3 separate regions of the Homo sapiens genome follow, and regions 2 and 3 are each linked to region 1. Evidence: chromatin contacts called from ENCODE Hi-C data. All regions are on one chromosome and are shown on one strand. Each heading gives the region's core, a stretch centred on a gene start or an enhancer-like site at or near the end of the contact. The rest is flanking DNA. Distances are from core to core; before and after follow the strand shown.

Region 1 (4,210 bases), core at 823-3,322:
CCACTTTTTCTTTCCTTCTGACCTGGTAACTGGGAAGTAAAAAACACAAATTTCTAAGTGTCTCCTCTGCCTAGATCACATCAAGAACTGACGCCATCCCCTCAGTGTGGAACCCAGGGGTCTCCTAAGGATGATTCCAGCACTAGGTTGATAGAAGTTTAAAGCTGGGGAAGGAAGAGCACAAGAAAATTACATAACTTAAGTGAAGAACTAGGCCTAAAAGTGGAACCTTGCATTTGAGCATAATTATTTAGCATGGTGTGCCTGAAATATGTAGAACTGAATAATTTGTTTTATGTAAGTATAATCAATTTGTATACATTAAAATTGATACTGGCTGGGTGCGGTGGCTCACACCTGTAATCCCAGCACTTTGGGAAGCCAAGGCGGATGGATCACCTGAGGTCTGGGGTTCGGGATCAGCCTGGCAAACATGGTGAAACCCTGTCTCTACTAAAAATACAAAAATTAGCCTGGCATGGTGGCAGGCGCCTGTAATCTCAGCCACTCAGGAGCTGAGGCAGGAGAATCGCTTGAACCTGGGAGGTGGGGGTTGCAGTGAGCCAAGATTGCGCCATTGCACTCCAGCCTGGGCGACAAGAGCAAGACTCCATCTCAAAAAAAAGAAAAAAAAAATGATACTTATCAGAAAAATCAATTAATATAGGTATACTTACATTCTATGATTGTCAGGATGTACCAACTCCAATCCCATTAATCATACTAGCATGAAGAAAAATTACATTTCTGGGCCACTGGGTTTGTATATAACCTTAGCTAATTTAAGCCTGGATAAAAATAAGAATGCTTGATTCATTTAAAATCTGAGATTCTGGGATAGATTTTTGTGTAACTTAAACTTCTCAACTCTTCTGCAATCTAGGTTTATTTTTTACTATAATGTACCTTCAAAGAGCTAAGTCTCAGTTTATAGATTGTTAGTTTTTTAAGTTCCACTCTCTTTCGTTGTACTGCTGAACTCTGGGCCTCTGTGTCCTCATCTGTAATGTGGAGTCAAAATTATCACTAAGGTCCCTTCAAGCATGAATTTCGCATTGACTAATCCGTTGTAGAACACAAGGAAAATAATGGTTCTTTTGTAGTTCTCTTGGGACTTTTACTATTGCTAGAAATCATGCTGGGCAGATGCAGGCATCACATGGACTGTGCGGGGAAGTGTAACTCAATAATGGCCATGTTTTGAGGCAGTGGTATTCAATGCTTTAAAGAGTGAGAAAATGGCCTTTAGAGATACTTTGTTTGAAAGAGAAACACGCTTGGAAAATGTTCTTGAGTATTTCTGTATGGAAAAGTATAAAATGGATATGTCCTTTAAATGTTTAAGTACTTCCAACACTTTTGCTCTGCATACTCATGGTGCAAACGAGGTGGGAAGGGCGGAATCCCTGGCCTAGCTCTGCGAGAGTGGGGTTTCAGGTCAAAGCAGGTCTGGCAGCTCTGCCCGGCCCAAGCGCAGAACCCTTAGCTGGGAAGGCCGCGGCCAGGCTGCGGGGCCCCCTGCAGGCGGGCTCAGTGCCCCGGCCCAGCACCTGTTGTCCCAAGGCAGGCCCCGCGGGGGAGAGGCCTTGGAGGGCAGCGCCCCCTCTCACCAGGGCGGAGCTCAGGAGAGTTCGCAGCCCAGGGGGCCGAGACCAGGGGCAGGGCCAGCGAAATGCCTCGCTGGCTCTTACTTTCATTGACCTCTGCGATGCCTCGCTGGCTTCTGCTTTCATTGACCTTTGCGGGTCTGTTCCCGCTGCGGCGCCGGCAGCTGCTTGGTAGTTGCGGGGGGCGTGAGGGCGGTGGCCCAGACCAACCGGCTGGCAGCCCAGCTCCGCTCCGCCCGCCCCTGCCTCGGACCCTGCGCCTGAGGAAGTATCGAGGCAACCCTCTGCCACCCGAAGTTCGTGGGTCGCTCCCAGAGGGCGCGCCCTGGAGCCGAGCGCCCTTGGGCGGCCATCTGGAGGCCAGGTGCGGGCCGCGAACCCGCGAGGAGCGCGCGGCGGGCGCGGCGGCGACGGCAGGAGGAGGGGCCGGGAGCCCGGGCGCCGCCGAAGGACGCCCCGTCCTCCACATGCTGCCACTTGGCTGAGCCGGGCGCCGGCGAGAAGGCGGCGCCGCTGCCCTGGCAGCTGGACTGCACTTTGCCCCCGCCCGGCCTCAGCTGCCGCCCGCCCAGACGCCAGCAAGCCCCCCTCCCACGACAGGGCTGCTCCGGGAGCTTCGGAGACCCGCCCCGGGCCTGAGCGCAGGCTGCCTCCGGGACCCCACGGCTGTCCGGACGTGCCATGGGCGCGCAGCTGCCGGGCAACGTGTTGTGTAAGTGAACATCTGGGAGGTGGGTGACTGGTGAAGGGCGGGTGTCTGTCGGTCTTTGCTTGTCAGCTGTGCCTTTTAGATTTTTCAATGGCAGAAACCCATGAGTTACAGGAGGCTTTAATTAAACGAGACCGTTCTCAGCCAGCTGCCGTGGATAGAGCCTCACATCTCCGTCCCCTAATCGAGAAGAGTTAGCCCCTACCCCTTCAATTTTGTTCTGGGCTTCCCAGTGAAAGGTATCTCATTATGAGTTGCAATTCCACCCTGCTGCCTACCTGAAGAGTGAGTGAAGATTTTCAGGTAAGAGATTTGCCCGTGAACATTGCATTGATATGCCAAGCTGTCAGGCTTGTGCTCTGAATGGCATATCATGAGCAAAGTATTAGCTCTCGTGCTCTTTGGAGCTGTGGGAGGCTGAATATTGAGGTGAAATGATGCAAATAAGAAATTAAGAGGAGTAGACGGGTAAGATCCTTTAGCCATGAGTTAAGGGGTCAAAGAAGCAAAGCGGAACAATTGGAGTTGTCTCTCTTGTCTCTGGTCTGACACCAGCCCTTCCCCTATCCTTTAGGGAATTAGGTTAACATAAAATTGTAAACTAGTAAATGTTCTTATCAAAGACCATCTTTTTAGGATCTAGTGTATGTGGCAGCTCTCTCAGGGAAATTTTTAGATAAGAATTCGGAGGAATAGGGAATCTACTTTTATTATGACAAAGTATAAATCAAACCAAGATCAACAGTTGGCTATTCCTTTTTCCCTTTGGATGAGGCTGTTTTCAAACACCTAACATGGCTATCATAAATAGATGGCAAATAACATTATTTAGGCATTCTGCTTTCAAGCAGAATGGTCTGGAAGAATAATTTCAGTTTTTAATTTTGTTTTGCCATTAAACAAAAATTATAATCATTACTTATTTAGGTCCACACAATGTTGTAACAAAAGGATGCTTTAAAATTGTAGACCAACCTCCAATCCATTTTATTATCTCCTCTGTAGCACTCCTGACAGGCCAGCCACATTTTGATTGAACACTTCAGTGACAGGAAGCTCATTACATTTTGACGGGTTCCTCCTTTTCTGTTGTTAGCAAGGCCTTGTTTACGCTGAACTGACAATCACTTAGGAAGCAGTACCTGTTTCTCATTAGTCCTACCTGGCCAATAGCGCTCCAACTGTGAACTTAGAAACAAGATTTTTCTGCAAAAAGGATCTGAAACTTTAGTCAGTCTGAAAAGGGTCCATGACCCAAAAATAGTTAAGAAATGAAAGGTCTAAAGTGATACAAAATAATATTTTTGTCTCCTTTGCTTGACAGCCTTTCAGATCCCTGAGCCTCAGTTTCTCATCTGTAAAATGGGAATAATATACTTTGTCTAACCCTAGGGTTACTGTGAGGATTAAATTAATAATATTAATAAAGTACTTAGTAGAGGTGCCTAGGAGTCAGTAAATGTTAGTTATCTTCAATAAATACTAGTTTTTATGTTTCCTTCCTTACCTAAGACCCCTCTCTGTGCTAAAGATCCTTAGCCCAAAATTGAATTCAATAAGTCAGTTTAACCCAAACAGTGCAGGGTGCAATGAGCTGCCATCTTCAAATAAAATAATCTATTGCTTAATTGGCATTTGTAGTAAATACTCAGAAGTTGACTAAAAACCTCACCTCCATACCCCGTGTGCTTTGCTGTCAAGCAAAGGAGACAAAAATAAAGGTAGGCTTTATTAATTTTTAAATTATGCAGTTAAGCATTTCTTGAATCTGAATTTCTTTTTTCTCTTGGCTTGTATTACTTAAAGCCTCTGTATGGTTTGCAGTTTGTTAGATAGACGTTTTAATCTTATGTCATTCATCATGTTAATTCTACTTTTCAGTTTTGTGTCACCT
Region 2 (3,754 bases), core at 699-3,198, 630 kb after region 1:
GTTCCAGAGTACTTTGTGCGCATGCTTCTGTTACCACATTAACTCATATGATAGTTTTCACAGATTGAGCTGCTTGAGGACAAGGGTCATGTGTTCATCTTTGGGTTGTACACCACCTTGAATGAATGAAAGGACAAAAGTCTTTATAGAGTCATCACTGCTGCCCATTTCTCTGCCTCACTTGGTTGTAGAAGCCACTTACATCCAAGTTCCAATGACTGGGCTGCGGACAGATGAAGAATAACAGTGTGTGTGTAACAGGGAAAGACAAAGCATGGAGGGAGAAAAGGGAGTAACAAATCAGTAGGAATAGTGTTCCAAGGGATCTATGATGAGCTTCGCCATGCTGTACCTTCTCCCTCCACCCTTAGCCCTCATCTTCCCTAACCCTAAGAGACAAACTGTCTCACAGTTGAGGCGTTGGCTTTGTTCCACTTGTGCATACTGCCCATGGACAGCAGTGATGGTCACAGAGGACTCAAGTGCTGATAATGATGGTTTAGGTGGCAGTGAAGAAAAAAACTATACAATTGTCCGTAAACCAATGCATATTTGTATATGAAGCCTGTCACTTAGGTCCAATTCCAAATACCTGGCCTTTCTGGACATTCTCTTTTACTGGCTTAAAGTAGGTATGAGGGATTTTCCCATGACCATGTTCCAGAAAGAACAGTCACCCCTCCTGGGACCTCCTGAGAGAAGCACCATCAACAGACTACTGCAGCCTCAAAGAGCTACTTCATCTTTAAACTCCTACAGCACTTACTGGCATGGTCTAGTCCTGTTAGATAGTATCTTGATTCATTGTTCCATTTGCATTGGGTCTCCTGATTGGACTGTAAGCCCCCTGAGGTTAAGAGCCATATCTAATGCTTCCCTCCAGAGCTCCTAGGACAACAGAGTAGAGTGAGGGTCTTAGAATAATATATATTCTGACATTGGTTAACTGAAAAACAAATACTCAATTTATTTTTTATATTATTTCATATATGACATTATTTTATATTATTATATCTTTTTTTTCCCATCCATTCTCACATCTTTCATGCCCATTGCCTCTTTTTTCCTATACCCCATTCCTCTTTCACAGGGCATTATCTTCCAAAGAGTCCTAATGACCCAGCTCTGCCACAGCCACCATGGTAAGTGAAGTCCAGTGCAGAACAAGGTAAACAGACACAATCCTGCCCTGGAGAGACTGTCATACTGAGTAGACCCACAGTCAGAGGACACAGAGAGGAGAGGAAGCAATAAACAAAAATTCCATTGAGCTGGTAGGGTCATAAAGTGTGTTGCAACCATACTTCAAACAAGGTCAGCCCAGAACTAACAGAAACTCTATGATTAGCACCATCTCCTTCACTTCCTAATTGCAAACACGAAAGACACATTCCTTCTCTATTTGTGCTCTGGCCTGGTAAGAATGGGAAAGCAACTTAAACCCATTTGAGGTTATAATTGCTTTTTTTTTTATGTTTACAAATCTTATTTTATCAAGTAGTCAGTTGTTCAGGCCGAGAGAGTGTAGGACAAATTTTTCTTTCAGCGTGAACACGTGAAGTACACGTGAGGTCTGTAGGGTATGGAGGAGGCCTCAGGGGATGAATCATGTGGTCTAAGGTCCACAACTAGGAGGTTGTTCAGGGCAAATTGCAGAGTGAGAGAACTGCAGGCAGGAGAAGATTTCAAATATTCCAGTCCCCACTTCAGAAAATGGCATCTCTGTATTTTCAGTGAGTTCAAGCTGAAAACCTTGCACTTTTGATTTATCTCTCCTGTCACATCCCCATTTAATCTAATGGCACATCTTGCTGGTTTGGGGGAAAATTCTTCCAAAATATATCTAGTATCTCCAGTTTCCACCACTCTAGTGCCACCCAGGTAATCTATGCCAGCCCCCAGTCCCATTAGAACTTCTGCAGTAGCCTCTACCTTGGTCTCTCTGCCACCCCCTTCCACCTCCACATAGCAGCCAAAATGATGTTGGCAAAGCATGAGTCATGTATCATTTAAGGTAATAGTAGCTACTGTAACAAGGAAATCCCCACATTTGAATAATACACATTTTGTGTTCCATTTTTTATTGCTCAGGGAATAGTTCATGTGGGGACTCCTTGTCAATGCCAGGCTGGGAGAGGGAGAGCCCAGTCATCTTAATACATGGAATCAACACCCAGCTGGTAGAAGGGCGGAGAGAACATGAAGCAGGCATATCTGCTCCTTCAATACCTCTGCCCAAAAGTCACCCATAAATCACTTCTGCTCTCCTTCCAATGGCCAGAATTCATCTATGACATCTCTAGATGCAAGGAAGTGCGCTGGCTGGGCAGCTGCTTCCCTACAACAACTTCACAGCTTCACAACTCCACAATTCTATAACTCTACAACTCCAAAATTCCACAACTCTACAACTCTTTAGTGACAGCTGCCATCTGTTCAAATGTGAGGTGGGTCTTATCGCTCGCCTGCTTACCACTGTCCAAGAGCTTCCCATCTAACTAAATAAAAAATTAAAATCCCAGCACTTTGGGGGGCTGAGGCGGGAGAATTGCTTGAGCCCAGGAGTTTGAGACCAGCCTGGGCAACACAGGGAGACCACCCCCTAACACAAAAGTTAGTCGGGTGTGGTGGCATGCATTTGTAGTCCCAGCTACTTGGGAGACTGAAGTGGGAGAAATGCTTGAGCCCAGGAAGTCAAGGCTGCAGTGAGCTGTGATTGTCACTGCATTCCGCCTGGGTGACACAGTGCAACCCTCTCAAAAAAGAAAGAAAAAGAGAGAAAGGAAAGGAAAGGAAAGGAAAGGAAAGGAAAGGAAAGGAAAGGAAAGGAAAGGCAAAAGGCAAAAGGAATGGCAAAAGGCAAAAGGAAAGGAAAAGAAGAAAAGAGATCCAAAATCCGAAGCCTCCGGACCTCATACCACCCTCCTGGGCTCATTGTGCTCCAGCCTCTCTCACCCTTTTTCTGATCCTTGCTTATTCCCACCTCAGCAGTTGCTGTTTTCTCTGCCTTGAATATTCTTTCACCAGATCCCTTTTCATCAGGTAAGTAGATAGAAAATGGGACCCAGGAATTTGCACTTTAACAGGCACCCAGTGACCCTGGTGCCGACGGTCAGTGGTCTATACTTTGAGAAGCACTGGTACAGTGGTTAAGAATGTGGACTATGGGATCAGAGGGCTTGGGTTCAAATATTATGAACCCAAAGACTTGCCGAATCTCTAACTTTGGGTACTTTATTTGCCCTCTCTAATGCTCGATTTCCTCACCCATGAAATAGAGATAACAACAGAAATCACTTGGTTGCCGTAAGTAAACAGAAACTTGGTTGTTGCAAGAAACAAAAACATGGTTGCTGTAAGCAAAATGAGGTCAAATCAAGATACCAGGTCTGACACATAGTAAGTGGTACAAAGGAGTGCCTACAGATGCATCATGCAGCTTTAGAAAAAGTAGGGTGGAACTGGACAAAAGAAGATTTGAGCAAGTGAATCTTAAATGAGAAAGTGATGTGACTCCTGTGCTTCCTGGGGCTAAGGGATGCCACCATAGAGTCCTAAGGAGTGGAGGGGTATGTCGGATGGTTTGAGATGCCTGTGTCACAGTCACTCTGAGCAATGATGAAAGAAGGTTAGATCTGGGAAAGGGGGCCCTACCAGGAGCTTGTTTCACTAGGCCAGATGGAAGAAGATTCAGTTGTATGAATTGAACAGAGAGATGAGTTAGAGGGAGAAGAAAGCAGCAAGAAGCAGCAAA
Region 3 (4,067 bases), core at 839-3,338, 840 kb after region 1:
ACTGTATTTGTTCATCTGTAATATAATAGAATTGAAATAAAAGATTTCTATCATTTCTTGTAGTTCTCTGGATTTGGGTTTTGTACAGTCACTTACCTGTCTTGGTGTGTGTATTTTCTTTCCAGTTAATAAGTACAAGAGGCCTCCTACATAGCAGCTGGTTAAAATGCAGGGATGCATATCACGGTTTGAACAAAACTGCAATATGTACATGACATATTTCATCCCAATATGGAGGAAAGCTATGAATACTTTTAGGAAAATGGCCATATGCAAGCAAGCTGTGTTCTTTACATGAAGGAAAAATAACACATCGACCAGAATTATATTGACGATTATAATGTAGGGAACACAATCTTTTTTTGGAAGTTTTTATAATATTCTTGAACTTACAGAAATCTGCTATAAGGAAGTGATCAGATATAGATGAAAGATTTATGCAGAATGATGTTCATAGCAGCTTCATTAGTAACAGTGAAAAATCAGAAACTGAATTTTCCAACTGTCAGTTAAAGCACAATTCATATAGTAGAATATCAAAGTTAGGCTCTCAAAGACTATTTAATTTCACATTGGAAAATATCCACGTATAAAATTAAATGAAAATGAAGGAAAGAAAACATAGACAGTATTATCCTATTATTGTAATAATATATAGAAATGTAAATAAATGGAAACAGAGAGGGAGAAGGAAAAATACTCTAAAATGTTAATGTGTCTGGGTAGTAAGATATGTCTATGTAATTTATTTTCAGTGTTTACCATGAGCACTATCACATTCGCGGTCAAAAACCGCTCAGGAACGCTTTGGAGCCCTAGCTTTCCGAGCGCAGGTAGAGCAGCCCGGGCCCGCCCACGCCCCTGGCTTTGCGCGGTGCAGTTTGAACCGCTTCGGAAACAGCTGGCCCGGCGCGCGCGGCGGGAGGGACGCGAGTGCTCGGAAGAGCCGCCCCACGTGCTTTCGGGGAAACTGCCCGGGAGCGAGAAGGACTGGGATTGAGAGGAAACCGAAAAGCGAAAGTTAGAGCCTGCGGGAGCAGTACGCAGGCGCAGCACGCAGGCGCAGCGGGGCTTTCCCGCAGCCCGCTTCCTCCCAACGGTTTCTCCCTGGCGGCGGGCGCACTGCTCGCACGCTCGCCCTGGGGCTGCAGATCGGCTTGCGGGACGGGGTCCCAGAGAGGCCGGTCCACGCGGCCCGCACGCGCGAGTGTTAGCTCTGCACACGACGGAAGGCGGAGGCGCGGGTGGCTGCCGTTTCACCTTAGAGGGAGGGAGGGAAACGTGTCCTGATTTCTGCACCTAAGGTGCTGGAAACCTTACCCTTGCACTTCCACCGTTTCTTTCCTTGTCCTGAAAAGGTCTCTTTTACCCGCTTCACTTCGCTATCTACACAGTTTGCACTTGCACTGACTCAGATCTTGTCCTGTCTGGTAAGCTGTGACCCTCAGCCAGCCTGGGTAGCTGCCCTTGAACCAGAGGTTGGGGTCTGGCAGTTTCTATAGGCGTCCTCAGGCTCGGTCTGCAAGGGGCTTGCCTCTTTCTTCTGGGGTCTTCTCGCCCCCATGCCTTCTCAGTTGTGGTGATTATACCAGAAGGAACGTGGGAGAAGTATAATGGAGAATGCTTAGTCACTGGACAATGATTTCGAAAGTTCGGCTGGCTGAGGAAACAAGAGTTTTGTGTAATGTCTGTGACTTACTCAATGGTTCTAGGAGGCACGAGACTGAGTTTCTTTGGGCTCTGCTCGCCTACTCTTAAGGGGCTCTACCTTCTTAGGGTGAACTCGGCACCCACCTAGAACCTCCAGTGTGTGAAAGGGCCTACCTACCTCATTGGGCCCCAACCTCCAGCCTCTTGTGAGAGTGACGACCAGCCCCAAAATGGCTGCACACAAACAAGACCCTAAGGTACAGAGTCCTACTATGCAAATAGACGTTTATTTTCCCCTGTTAGAACAACACAGGACCAGCTATGTAATTTGCAGGGAGGGCCCGTTGCAAAATGAAAATGTGGGGTCCCTTACTCAAAATTAATGAAGAATTTCAAGAAGGCAACAGGAGAGCATGAAGCCAAGCGTGGAGCCCTTCTGAGTGCCTGCCCTGTGGAAGCCAGACCTAGGTGGGGAATTTGGGGGCATTTCTTGTATAGCAACCTTGTTCGATGTTCACTTAAATGAAGAAACAAATTTTATAACACCACTCACCTGTTTAAAAGCCTCTGCTGGCTTCAATTTGCAATAAGAATCCAGGGCCCGCCAATTTGGGCTCACCTACCCCTCTTACTCATCTTATCTCACCCCATACTTCACTAGGCTCCCCTCAATCCCCTTAGCCTCTTTCTGTTCCTCAGATACCCCAAGTTTTTACCTGCCTGAGCCCTATGCATACATACACTGGTCTTTTGGGATGCTGTTTTCCTGACTGTGTTCATGGACTGCCTCCTTCCCATTCTCTAGGTCTCAGTTCAGTCATCATCTCCTCAAAGACACCCTCATTGATTGCTTCTTCCAGTGACTGTATCACACTTGCAATCCTCATAACACTTGTTAAACCTATCCCTGTTTATTATTTGTCTGTTTTCATCTCTCCTCGCCAGCGTGTAAGTTCACAACAGGAGGGAGTTTGTTCTGTGTTAACAGCCTTTTCCATCCAGTATTCCATGAGACAATTCAGTCTAATCCCCCAGGGTATCTATGTGTGTAATGAATTCCCTGCTCTCCTGTATATCTAGAATGTCACTGTATGCCATCCCTGGGAGAACTGAGAAAATCGTCAAGCAAATCACTTTCTGTGTCTTGTGGTTCAGAAACCCTGGTTAAGCAAAGCAATGCCTGATACAGGCATTTTCAAATATTTCAAAAATATTTTTTGAATGAATAAATGAACGTCACTGACCAACACTGAGATCAGGAATCACAGGTTAATTCAGCCATTCAGATCTCAGCACTGGCTCTAAGACCTATCGAGCCACAATTGAGGGGGGAAGAGAATAATGAGCATGCATAGCGCAAAAAACTTCCCTAAAGGACTTTTAATGAGAGCTCTACTCCTTCACACCCCTTCCAACCTCTCCCCTCTCTCTGCCCTCTCTGGACGGCAGAGTTCTTTCCGTTTGCGGCAGTCTATCAGTCTGTGAGATGTCTAAGAAGATGACTGTCAAGCCTGACATAAGAGTGTTGTGGAGGACTTTTTTTTTTTTTGAGTCGGAGTCTTGCTCTGTCGCCCAGACTGTAGTGCAGTGGTGCCATCTCGGCTCACTGCAAGCTCTGCCTCCCGGGTTCATGCCATTCTTTGTGGAGGACTTTTACTAGGGGCAGAAGTAGTAATGCCCTTGAGTGTAATGGAGAGTTTAGGGGAAATTTCAGGAACACTTGGTTCATCTATGAGTAGGTAGATGTCTAGGATGTTAGGCATGCATGAGATAATACCTAGCATCAAAGGGAAGTTAGAGTGAGCTTATAAACTGTAATTCTAGACAATGTCTATTGGAAGTTCAGGGTGAGGTAGGGAGGAAGTCCTCTCTGTGTGATCAAAAGCAAGTGTGTTTTGGTTAATCAGGATGAAGCATAACATTGGGGGCTGTTTCATGATTTTAGAGTTTGGAGCTGTTAGGAAGAGAATTTCAGCTTAGTTTTGCAGGCAGCCCAAGGAGCAAAGGAAAGGAAGGAACTAATGACTGTTCTTGATGTGTCCAAACACCAAATCATTAATAAATATTTATTCAGGGCCAGATTGTACTAGATTCCAGGGATATAACTGTGAGCAGGGCTGTCTTGGTCCATGTACATACAGAGCTTGCTTAGAGTCTATTGAGGAAAATAGATGATATCATTTACACCAAAGGAGATAAGCACTGTGCCGGGGATGTAGAGGATGCTATGGAGGAAGCGTGGCATGACCTGAGCCATGCGCACACATGCGTGTGTGTGTGTGTGTGTATGTATGTGTGTGTGTTTGGCAGGAAGGCTTTCCAGAGCCTGAAGAATGCGTAAACATTATCCAGGTGCAGGGATATATGGGATGGGGTTGGAGAATTGAGAGGATGTGGCAGGGGAAACAGAGAGAACA

Evidence for each region. Hi-C counts contacts between places; a loop is a spot of excess contacts on that map. Pooled maps may share reads with other maps.
Region 2: a loop to region 1 is called in a pooled map, with 2.4 times the contacts of the local background. The contact joins the enhancer-like site here to the promoter of AKAP19 in region 1. A Hi-C loop is called at or near these places in 2 of 37 single-sample maps with no recorded cell type and 5 of 50 pooled maps.
Region 3: a pooled map shows a loop between it and region 1 (4-fold over the local background). The contact joins the promoter of STAT4-AS1 here to the promoter of AKAP19 in region 1. A Hi-C loop is called at or near these places in 2 of 37 single-sample maps with no recorded cell type and 4 of 50 pooled maps.

The regions. Positions count from the first base shown.
Region 1 is chr2:190,178,791-190,183,000 of GRCh38, forward strand. It overlaps AKAP19 (A-kinase anchoring protein 19), which reads left to right and starts at 2,073. Exons shown (of 2, transcript NM_001042519.2): 1 at 2,073-2,319. RefSeq lists silencers at 1,429-1,528, 1,799-2,248 and an enhancer at 2,027-2,826.
Region 2 is chr2:190,808,028-190,811,781 of GRCh38, forward strand. No RefSeq gene overlaps it. Among named protein-coding and RNA genes, the nearest start is that of GLS, 71 kb to the right of the region's middle. Within about 2 kb of position 1,949, at least 3 of the 41 ENCODE cell types and tissues checked have a DNase peak (open chromatin) inside an H3K27ac peak, as active enhancers do.
Region 3 is chr2:191,019,438-191,023,504 of GRCh38, forward strand. It overlaps STAT4-AS1 (STAT4 antisense RNA 1), which reads left to right and starts at 2,089. Exons shown (of 3, transcript NR_136318.1): 1 at 2,089-2,118. It overlaps LOC124900514 (a long non-coding RNA gene), which reads left to right and starts at 1,106. Exons shown (of 2, transcript XR_007087796.1): 1 at 1,106-1,907. LOC107985785 (a long non-coding RNA gene) reads right to left here. Exons shown (of 2, transcript XR_001739163.1): 2 at 3,703-4,067. RefSeq lists enhancers at 769-1,218, 1,362-1,979.